4 separate regions of the Mus musculus genome follow, and regions 2, 3 and 4 are each linked to region 1. Evidence: chromatin loops called from intact Hi-C (ENCODE). Cell type or tissue: heart. All regions are shown on one strand.

Evidence for each region. Peaks named below come from ENCODE experiments on the same cell type or tissue, not always from the same donor. Only the 100,000 strongest peaks of a DNase experiment are listed, where the experiment ranks them.
Region 2: it touches region 1 in a loop (2.3-fold over the local background); 6 of 42 quality-filtered maps call a loop at or near these places.
Region 3: it touches region 1 in a loop (3.0-fold over the local background); 15 of 42 quality-filtered maps call a loop at or near these places.
Region 4: a loop joins it to region 1, with 4 times the contacts of the local background. A loop is called at or near these places in 15 of 42 quality-filtered maps.

Annotation. Positions count from the first base shown.
Region 1 is chr8:122,442,490-122,444,989 of GRCm38, reverse strand. It overlaps Mvd (mevalonate (diphospho) decarboxylase), which reads left to right and starts at 1,568. Exons shown (of 10, transcript NM_138656.2): 1 at 1,568-1,696. The coding sequence starts at 1,624. 9330133O14Rik (RIKEN cDNA 9330133O14 gene) reads right to left here and starts at 1,334. Exons shown (of 1, transcript NR_045696.1): 1 at 1-1,334. In heart, a CTCF peak has its summit at 1,251; DNase peaks (open chromatin) are centred at 389 and 1,419; H3K4me3 peaks cover 2,500 bases; H3K27ac peaks cover 2,500 bases.
Region 2 is chr8:122,374,943-122,377,442 of GRCm38, reverse strand. It overlaps Gm39270, which reads left to right and starts at 359. Exons shown (of 2, transcript XM_030243895.1): 1 at 359-1,082. The coding sequence starts at 372. The coding sequence ends at 1,010. It overlaps Zc3h18 (zinc finger CCCH-type containing 18), which reads right to left and starts at 827. Exons shown (of 18, transcript NM_001029994.1): 1 at 643-827. In heart, a CTCF peak has its summit at 966 (motif pointing left); DNase peaks (open chromatin) are centred at 852 and 1,885; H3K4me3 peaks cover 1,589 bases; H3K27ac peaks cover 1,866 bases.
Region 3 is chr8:122,276,451-122,278,950 of GRCm38, reverse strand. It overlaps Gm39269 (a long non-coding RNA gene), which reads left to right. Exons shown (of 3, transcript XR_879285.3): 2 at 755-809; 3 at 1,275-2,500. Among named protein-coding and RNA genes, the nearest start is that of Zfpm1, 4.4 kb to the left of the region's middle. In heart, a CTCF peak has its summit at 1,172 (motif pointing left); DNase peaks (open chromatin) are centred at 1,120 and 1,584; H3K27ac peaks cover 1,378 bases.
Region 4 is chr8:122,282,520-122,285,019 of GRCm38, reverse strand. It overlaps Zfpm1 (zinc finger protein, multitype 1), which reads right to left. Exons shown (of 10, transcript NM_009569.4): 1 at 2,498-2,500. It overlaps Gm39269 (a long non-coding RNA gene), which reads left to right. Exons shown (of 3, transcript XR_879285.3): 1 at 1-599. Among named protein-coding and RNA genes, the nearest start is that of Gm39269, 1.4 kb to the left of the region's middle. RefSeq lists enhancers at 13-657, 2,022-2,265. In heart, CTCF peaks have their summits at 673 and 1,445; DNase peaks (open chromatin) are centred at 132, 619, 1,449 and 2,269; H3K4me3 peaks cover 2,500 bases; H3K27ac peaks cover 2,500 bases.

The DNA.
Region 1 (2,500 bases):
GGTTTATTTATTTAGGTTTTTTCAAGACATGGTTTCTGTGTAGCCCTGGAACTTACTCTGTAGATCAGGCTGCCCTGGAATTTACAGAAATCCACCTGACCTCTGCCTCCTGAGTGTTGGGATTAAACACACCACCTTTCTGCTGGTGTGTGTGTGTGTGTGTGTGTGTGTGTGTGTGTGTGTGTGTATGAAGCAGAAAAGTTATTGCAAGAGAAATTGAAAATACGAGCCATCTCACAAGCCACAAGGAAACAATAGTGAACTCCCATTGGTCAGCTGTCAGCCTGACTGACAGGCTGTCTACTGTGGCGCAGAAGGCCTATTCACACACTCTCGCTCTAGCAGAGAGAGCTGAGCAATCGATCCAGCTTCCAAGATGGCAGCCGGCCAACAGCTATCAACATCGCCCCAGGCACATAGCTGCTTGGCTGGTTCATCCACTTCTAGGAATCTACGCAAGCACTCTTATACACAATGCAAGGAAAGTCCGGTGCATGGCTTCCAAGGGGGACGGCTTGAGTCAATTACCGACGGTCTAGACAAACAAGGAAGCTGTTTTGGTGTGCAGCTGGAAAGTGTCCAAGAAACTCAGACGTAGAAAAAGCAGCATGGAAAAAAAAAGCAACTCCCATTCACTGTGTAGAAAATGTCAGCCAGAAGGCTGTGAAAGGATTAGGTACCATCCACACTCCTAGGAACAGAACTGGTGGCCTGGGTGGGTATCGTGTGCTCGCACATCTTCGGAACTCTAAGCCATTCAACAGCCACGATTTTACAGGAGGTGGAACCAGGAAGTTGTATCTGTTTCTGTTGGAGAATGGATGGTTAGTTCTGGAAACAGAGGTGACGGTTGTATCAAGTAAATATACTAAAGGTCACTAAACTGTACCGTAAGAATGACACAGAAATGTGCCGATCCATTTCAGCTACGGAAAAAAAAAAAAAAAAAACGACAAAATTCTTGCTTGTGTGGAGCTTGGGAGAGAAAATGCCCATCTCGGATGCAGTACATCCGCCGGCGCGGCGGCTGGACACCTCAGGCAAGCTGTGAGACCCCAGACTGTGGGACCAGGAGACTGGAGGTTGTGACAAGAGAAGTCAGATTGTGAATGTAGAAGATTCCAGGATGTGGGGCTCGGGCGCGACCTTGGGCTGCGGATCCCTCCGGATTCACCGTCTAGTGAGCTTTTCATGCAGCGTAGAGGCTAGATGCGTATCCTTTTTCAGCTCCGCTGTTTCAGCAGCAGATGGCCCCGCTGTCCCGACGGTCACTCAGGCTATCCAGTGGTGCTTGTGCCAGAAGGAGGAACCTTTGTAAGAAGGAGGCCTCCTACGCCTGCGCAGATACCACCTCCTGCGCATGCGTAGATTCCACTCCCTGAGCGGACCCCGCCTCTCGCTCGCAGCCACGAGCTTGCAGGCACCGGGGGCGGGCTCAGTGTCAGCCGCACATCATTCGATCCTGTCCATAGGCTAAAAAGTGGATCATGGGCTCGGCCTGTCGCCTATTGGACAGCACGGGAAAAGCCCGGCCAGCGGGCCAATCATATGGCAGCGCGTGAGTCTGTAGACACCGGGTAATCGGTGCTGGGCTCTCTAGCTCGGGACTCCAGCATCTCAGTTATGGCCTCAGAAAAGCCTCAGGACCTAATGGTCACCTGCACGGCGCCGGTCAACATCGCAGTTATCAAGTACTGTGAGTGCTGGAGACAACAGTCACCTCGGCCGGGATCGGGGCATAGAGCTGGAGGCTGTAGTCACTGGGACCCCTGGGCTCGAGGGTCGGGTTCCAGAGTAGCTGGGCTGGAAAGGGGATCCTCCAGGCTGGAATGAGGGGGAAGTTCGCCACCGTCAGATCCATGGGCACAGTGGTGGAAATGGGGGTTACTACAACCAGGATCGGGGAGCCTGGGAGTTGGAGACCGGGGCACAGGTGCCGGGATCGATGTGCACAGGGCTGGAGATGAGGGTCACTGCTGCCGGGATTCAGGGTCCTAGGGCTGGAGGGAAAGACCAATGTCCCGGATCTGGAGTAGCTGGGCTGGAGAAGGCTGGGAGGGTAGCTCAGGGATGAAGGGGGCGTTGCCATGCAGGGATCCGAGGGGCGCTGGTGAGGGGCAGATCTTCCTCCCTCCCTGGTGACACTTGTAAACTGGGGAGGTATTGCCGGGACCAGGGCTTCTCACCCCAGTCTCCCTCTGCTCTTCCTTCCACCGTGGTCATTTAGAAGTGGATCCACGCAGCCTGTAGATTCTTGAGTTTGGCTCGTTTCAGTACGCACGCTCTTCCCGAGGATTATCCAGGTGGACGCAGCAGGATTTCATTGCCCACTGTTGCTTAGGCCCTAGAACAGGGGCTCTGTTGTTACCAGGAAAACTGCTGCCACATTTATGGGCAGGTTTTGGTGTGAACTTTCATCCTTCCTAGGAAGAATGCCCTGGCAGCTCTGGGAGAACAAGAGTCAGTTCTTCATTCTGTTAATGATCTGTGGGTTCCCTGG
Region 2 (2,500 bases), 68 kb after region 1:
CATTTGAAACAGCTATTGTGCCCGGTAAACTCAGCTGTCAAAAGTATACGGGAAACTAAGTATCTAGTAGGGGCGAGACTATAGGTCTTAGTTTAATTTCCTTCTAGCACTACAATCGCCTGGCTACTTTACACTAAAGAAATGGCATCTCTAAGCTCACAGTCCAAGAGGCGAGGAGGTCACACTTCCTAAGCGACCCGGGACTCTTGGAGCACAGTGGGTCCGTCCAACCTGTGCTCGCTTGAAGTTGCGAGAGCAAGTTGCAGGAGGCTCCAGAGAGTTCAAAGTTCCCTGCAGAGCCCGTCGAGAGTCCAAGCGGGCCTCCTCCCGAGCCAACCTGCGCGATCCGCTCCCCTTTGTGGGCGGCGAACATGTGCCACGCCGAGTGGCCCGGAAGGGAAAATGACAGCTTCAGGAAAAGCAACTTCACCACGGCAGACCGCGGCGCGCCACGGCACCCGCCCGGACGTCCCAGGCCGCAGCGGGCTCGCGCCTGCCCGCTGTCCCGGCCCGCGCTTCGGCCCGCGGCTGCGCACAGCCGGGGGCGCGCCCGAGAGCTCGGGAGGCGGCGCCGGGCTCCGGGGCCTCGCTCCCGCCGCCGCTGGGGCGGCCTTCTCCCCGCCGCCCGCCGGCCCAGCTTACCTCAACGCGAAGACGGGAGGCGGCCACGGCTCCGCTGTGGTGGGGGCAGCGTGGACGAGACGTTCCTCAGCCTTTTCGCTCCTCACTGGCTCCGGCTTTGGGCACGACGCGGGCGGAACAAACGGGCTCCACTACCCGCGGGGGCCGGCCATTGTGCAACGTCATCAGGCCGCGACGGCCGTCTTGCGAACCGGCGGGCTTCCCTCGCTAGCCCCGCCCTCTTCCGCACTTCCTTCCGGCCTCCGCCGGCCTCGCCTCCGCGGCGCGCGCTCCCAAGGCTCTGCTACTGCGCAGGCTCACCGAGGTCGACCCCGCCCTCTAGCGGGCCTCCTGGCGGCGCGTGCGCAGTCGGTGGCTCTTCGTGGTAGTTGCTTGGGATGAGATCAGATGAGGAGCAGGCGGGATGCGTGCCGGAAAGGGAAAGCCCTTTGAGGCTCTTGGTGAGTGCGAGTGGACACTTCCAGGGTCTGAAAACTTAGCATTCGTTTCTTCAGGGCACGAACTTTCTGCCTTATTAAATATCAATATTTTGCCGGGCTGTATTTAATCCCAGCACTTGGGAGGCTGAGGCAGGCGGATTTCAGAATTCGAGGCCAGCTTGGTGTACAGAGTGAGTTCCAGGACATCCAGGGCTACACAGAAACCCTGTCTCGGAAAAAAAAAAATCAATACTTGACCAAAAGTGTTTTGGGGGCTGGAGTGTAGCTCTGAGGTTGAGACAGCACCTGCCAAGTATGTGCGAGGCCCTGGTACCCTCAAAAAAAAAAAAAAGATTTTGGAGTTGAAGGATTTAGATCCTCTTACCTGTTTCTGTGACGCTAAACATCTCTGGCATCGTTAAATTACCGTGACCCAGTGTAACCTCCCTGGGGAGGACTTAAACTGATTGGGTCATTTTTCAGTCCCCTCCTACTACCCAGATGGGGCTCAGCTGCTGGAGCCCGAAGTCCAACCCCCCCCCCCCCCCATGACCTGATAAAAGGTACGGAGATCATTAGGTACTGACCCCTTGCAAATTTTGAATCTGATCTTGGTCTTACTGGTTAGGGGCTGCCTGTCTTCCTCAAAGTGAAACCACCCGGATGCCCATAAACTGATATAAGGGGGGGGGGGAGTTCTGGTCTTACAGTCCTGCATTAATTGGGCCACAGAAAGGGATGAAGTTCAGACACATGCTACAAACACCGAGGACGCCTAGGAAGGCGCCAGTCATGACAAGTCGAATACTTTTGACTCCATAATGCGACTGAACTATGCCGCCCACCCTCCAAGTTACTTACATGTGAAGTCCTAGCACCAAGCTGGTATGGATTTCAAAGCAGAGCCTCTCCGTGAGGGTATAAAGGTGGGGTCTGGATCTCATAGATTGGTGTCCTTCAATAGATACCAAGGAGAGCTATTTGAGAGATCATGCTAGTGCTGGGATTAAAGGTGGCTGCCAATCAGGTCAGACAGAAGGTTCTCCCTCTCTCTCCCCCCTCTCTCCTATGTATGTGTGCATGTATATATGTATATCTCTTTTCATACACCACCACCACCACCATCTGAGGAGACAGTGAGAAAGCAGCCATCTGCAAGCCAGGATTAGGCCACGCTGGCCTCCCACCTCTGGAAGAAAATTAACACCAACTGCTCAAGCTACCCAGTGAAATGAGCCGAATCAAGCCAGATTAGATCTTATTCAAGCCAGGTTTACTGGGAAGCTGCTTGCCCGCGAGCTCACTGACCCCAAGGACTGAGGCCAGGGGAGTTGCCAGGTCTGCTTAGCTATGTAAAATATGCACCTTGGTCCCTTATAATGGGGTCTAAAACTAGACATTGTCCACCTGCATGCTACCATGCTCCCCTCCATGATGAT
Region 3 (2,500 bases), 170 kb after region 1:
ACCGGGAGACTGATGCTAGATCTTGAAGGAGAAAGAGGATGCCGGGGCTGGAGATGCACTGATATGGAAGCTGCACTGATATGGAAGCTGGGAGGCTCGTGCATGGAGCTATTGCTACCTGATGCCAAAATACACGTGAGGCATGAGGCCGTGGCTGGAGATCAGGGCTACAGGACGACTGTACGCCCCGATTCCTCTGTCCCTTCCAAACCTCACTGGCTCCCGCAGCTACCTAGTCTCAGTGGCCTCAACTCCCGGTGGCTCAGACTCTGCGACTGGGCTTTCACCACATCTCCTCCTGACCTGCCTCACTAGCATCCTGACTGCTGCCCCCAGCTCCCCGAGAGTCATGATGCTAGCTACACCAACACTTGTCTTAGCTGGGTGATGTGGTACATGCCATTGCTATGGAGGCTGAGGCAGGAGGATTGCTGTGAGTGAGATCCTTCTCAAGGCCCTACATGTGGCCACTGGGCCTTTGTATTAGTTGCTCGGGTACTGTGGGCACCCTTCCCTCCCATTGCCTGGCCCTCCCTGTTCACTTTTCAGGAGGGAAATCCCTGTTCCTCTCCGCTCCAGCTTGTAAGGCAGCTGCAGGCAGGCCCTCAGCACTAGGGGCTTCATCATCTCTCACTGTCAGTGGCAAGGAGGGGGCATCATGGTGGCATCATGGCACCAGCCTCCGTGCCTGTCCGTGCCTTAGCATAACAGTTTCTGAAGGAGGAACTGATACAATTACCGTTTGTCTTGTCAGGTGGATAAATGGAGGCTCAGAGAGGTGAAGTCACTTGCCTGGAGCCACACAGCAGGTAAGAGCAGAGCAGGACTCCCTCTGGAAAATGCCCTGTCTTAGAATGGATGTTGAATGCTGTTTTGGGGAAGAGGCTCAGGTCTTTCCCTACCCCCTGCCTGGGTCAGGCCTCTCTTTCTTCCTCTACTGTCAGTCATCCCAGGCCCTGAAGACACCAGGCAGCCCTGCTAAGGGCCATCCTGACATTTGTCACCACCAGCTCTGTGAAGGGTTTAATTAACTTCCTGTCTCAATAGAGGATAATGAGTTTTCAACACCATGTGACTCCCCGAGGAGGTCAAATGGCAGCCAGGATGTCAAAATAAATTAAGTTAGGAACTGGGAGGCCACTGAAGGAGGCAGGTCTATAGAGAGCTCCCCCATCTGGCTGGCTGTCTAGGCTGTGTGTGCTTCTGGCCTGTTTTTCCTGGCTTTGACTGGCTCTGGGGAGAGGGCTCAGGCAGGTCCTTGTCCCTGTTCTCAGCCACCAAAGATGTCAGAAGACAACACCATCTGAAGAAAGAGCTGGCTCGGGACATTTGCACAAGCCCTTCCACCTGGCCTCCAGGGTCAATGTACACAGCCAAGGTCTCTAGCAAGCGTGCCCTGACAGTCAGCCACCACAGGCTTATGCCTAGATGCTGCCGACTTTGGATACGGTGGGCATCAGCCAAGATCCGCCCTTCGTGTTGCTTCTCATGTGACTTTAATCTGCCCTCCGGGCAAGGGTGTGGCCAGAAACACATCCTCCCTTGGACACCACCTCGAGGTCAGGAGAACATGTCACTGGCACGACCTGCTTCCTTCTGCACATTCACCACGCCTCATCTGTGTCACCTCACAGGTCCCCGGCTTCTACCCCGCCTCCGTTCCTCCTTCCCTTCCTTCTCCCCACAAAAGGCGATGGGCCAGGTTGGCGTACTGAGATGAGGCGGTGAACCTCAGACATCCGTCACCGCTGTGCAGGCTGGAGAAAGAGGGAGATGGTGGACGGGAACAATGAGTGTCTGGGATACAGGGGAAGGTCAGACGCAGCGGGTGGCAGAGGACAGAATGAGACTGTAAGGTGGCAGTGGGCTGTGGACAGTCCTGGAAGGTTAGACGCTGGTTCTGTGGGAACCCTGGAAGGCTAAACACAGTGGGTGGGTGTAGACTACACAGGAAGGATAGGTGTCCTGGGAAGTCAAGAAGGAGGAAACGCCATGGGGTGCTGGGGGGATACCGAGTCTCCCCTTAAAGCCTATGTTAGAGCTTTTTCTCTCACATGTTCAGGGGTACTGAGACCTTCTCAAGCTATGGTCCAGTAGATGCTGTTCGATCACTGGGATGTGCAATTGAAGGGACAGGGAGTCCCTATACCCTCCTGGGCTCTCTCCACTCCTAATAACATGTGAAGTTTGCTTTTCCTATGATCTCTGACCATGGATGCTAGCTCCTTCACCCACTACCCTCCAGAAGTGGGTAGATGCAGGTGCTTGCCCACCCTCAACCTCCAGAGCTATGAGTTCATTGGAACCTTTCTCTCTGTCTGCTTGGTTGCCTCTGGCATTGTGTTGTAGTAACTGCAAAGCTGACTCAGAGGCGGTCCTCAGTATAGCTGTGGCTCGGGGAGGCTGGTGATAAAATGACCAGAATGGGACTGGAGGTAAGGGAGGCGACTGATATCTGGGGGCGGAGGGAGGTGTAGGCTGAGCAGGCCTCACTCCTAGC
Region 4 (2,500 bases), 160 kb after region 1:
TCAGGGGGAAGATCAACTTCTTGCCAATTAAGTATGTTTGGGGAAAGTGTCCCAGATGGACGTTCCCCCCCACCCCACCACGTTGTTCCCTCGTTTGCTGCCCAGGCCCCCTGCTGCCGCCGGATGCCCCCACACTGCTGTTGCCTCGAACCCGAACCCAGCGGGGCCTGGTGGCCGTAGATAAGGCCTCTTATCTCTCTTGGCAATCGCTATTGGGCGGACTGGCCCACGCTTAGGCCCCTACTTATCAGAGCTTACATCGACTGGGCAGGAGAAAAGCTGGTGGGCCGGGGCACCGAGGGTCCCCTGCCCCTAGCCCCCTCCAGGGGCCTGGCCTATCATGTCAGCCATCTGGCTGGCTGAGGCCGCGCTCCTGCTTCGCCCTCCCCCCTCTCCCACGTTTGAAGTTAATAAATGGAAACGCTATCGCGGCTGCCATCGGTTGCAAGCCTTATCAGCACGGCACATCTATCTTTGCGCAGAACAAAAGGCGCACAGAGGCAAGCGGGCAGCTGCAACCCGGCTTTGGTGGGGGCGTGGAGGGCGTCGGCCCCTAGAGCTCAGCCTGCTTCCCCTCCGCACCCTGAGACCCGCCACAGGTGAGGCCAAGGCACCAGGCGAACAGCTGTGAGGGCCTCACGCATGGCCTTGAGCAGAGAGCAGGCGGGCAGGCGCCTCCGCATGGTGACAATCAACGTTCGCATCTTAACGCGTTTAGATCTGCTAGGGGAGGAGGGGCCCGGGCCACGAGTTGCACAGAGGGCTCTGAGCCGCCCCTCGCCCCCCCAGGCCTGCTCTCCTCTTCTGCTCGAGTCGTGGGGCACTGTGAGGGGATCGGAGGGGCTCTCCTGCACAGTCTCGGTCCTAGATCTCAGAGTATGGGGTTTCGCTGACCCAAGTGGGTTGGGCTCTGCTGGGCTCCTGCGGGCTTATCAGCGCTGGCGATCCGTTCCCAACCTGAGATCTCCCTGCCCTAGCTATCTGCATTTCTCATCAAACTGAAACACACACACACACACACACACACACACACACACACACACACACACGCACACGCTCACGCTCACGCACACACACATACACGCGAGAACAGAACCCAGCAGAGGCGCACAGGCGAGGAGGGGAAAAAGAAACCAGAGAACCAGCACAGATCGGGACCTGTGGGTGGCTTTAATTCTTCAGCTGACATGATAGAAGGAGACTTTCGGAAAACAGGTCCAGCACGCATTTGGGGAGTCGGGTTACCAGAACCCAGATTCCTCCCCGTCCCCCCCCACTTCAGTAGGGGGTACTCTCACAAGCTAAAATGCACACTTGGTCCTGGTGGCAGTGTGATGTGGACAGAGGAGGTAGCTCAGGCGTCTGGAGCTGGAAAGCCGGATGCCCAGCCCCCCTCCCGTCACCTCCTGGGCAGCCCAGATGACCTGTCGCTCTCGCCAAAGGGAAGCTCCGGGGAGGAAGCCCCGCGCCCTGCCGGGAGAGGCGCGAAGTTATTATTGGTGTGGCGTGGGGAGGAGCTCTTCCTGTGTGCTTACTCGCTCCTAGAGCAGCCAAGAGGCCCCGCAACCTGGTAGCCCCAAGAGCCCAGGAGGGTCTTACTGTAGGGGGGCACGGATGATGTAGGATTATAGGGTCTGCCTTGCTCGGGAAAGTGCCCACGGGAGAACCTGCGAGAAACTTCACTCGGGAACAACGTTTGAGTGCCTGAGGTCCCTGGATGGTTCAGGATAACCCCTCGGATGGAGGTGGAGAGAGCGGTGCCCATGGGCATCCATTCGTGTAGCGTTGTTAGGGGCAGTTGGTGGGTCGGATCTCCACATGTCCCCCAGCAGGCAGAGGTCGGATCGAAAACTCCAGAGCCGGAGCGGATAAAGGGGGTTTGGTCAGCCAGTGCCAAATGCCTAGGTTGGAGCAGCCTCCACTACCTATTCCGCTGCCTTGTCGCTCTGCAGCCAAAGCGCTGCGGTGGGCGCCGGCCGGTCCCCGCAGTCCCAAGTCCCCCTTACTCCCAGGTCTTTCTCCTTCTGCCTCTAGATACAAAGCCTGGGAGAGTCAAGCACGCCAGATAAGATCACAATTTCAGCCCGTCCCGACAGAGCGATCTTATCAGGATGGGACTTGCAGAATGGAATATTTTAAACTTTATCTGAGCCCAGATCGGGGCCGCCCTATCGCCGCACCATCTCGGATGCGGGGGAGGTGCAGGCTGCGAGGTGGCCCGGCTCTGCTGGAGCCGCGCCCCCAGACACTCTCCTTCCGGCTCTCGGGACCCGCCACCCTCTCTGGGGCCCGGACCCCCTGGGTGCCCATGCTGAGACGCGGGGGCCCTGCCCGCCGGCAGAGATTAGATTACGGCGCGCTTGGCACTCGGCGCGGGGGGCGCGGCGCGGGGTGAAGGTCGCGGGCGCAGCGGGGTTGGGCGGCCGCGCAGGGGCGGCGCGGGGCGGCGGGGCGCCAGCGGGGGTCTGGCGGGCACCACGGGCAAAGTTTGACTCACGCT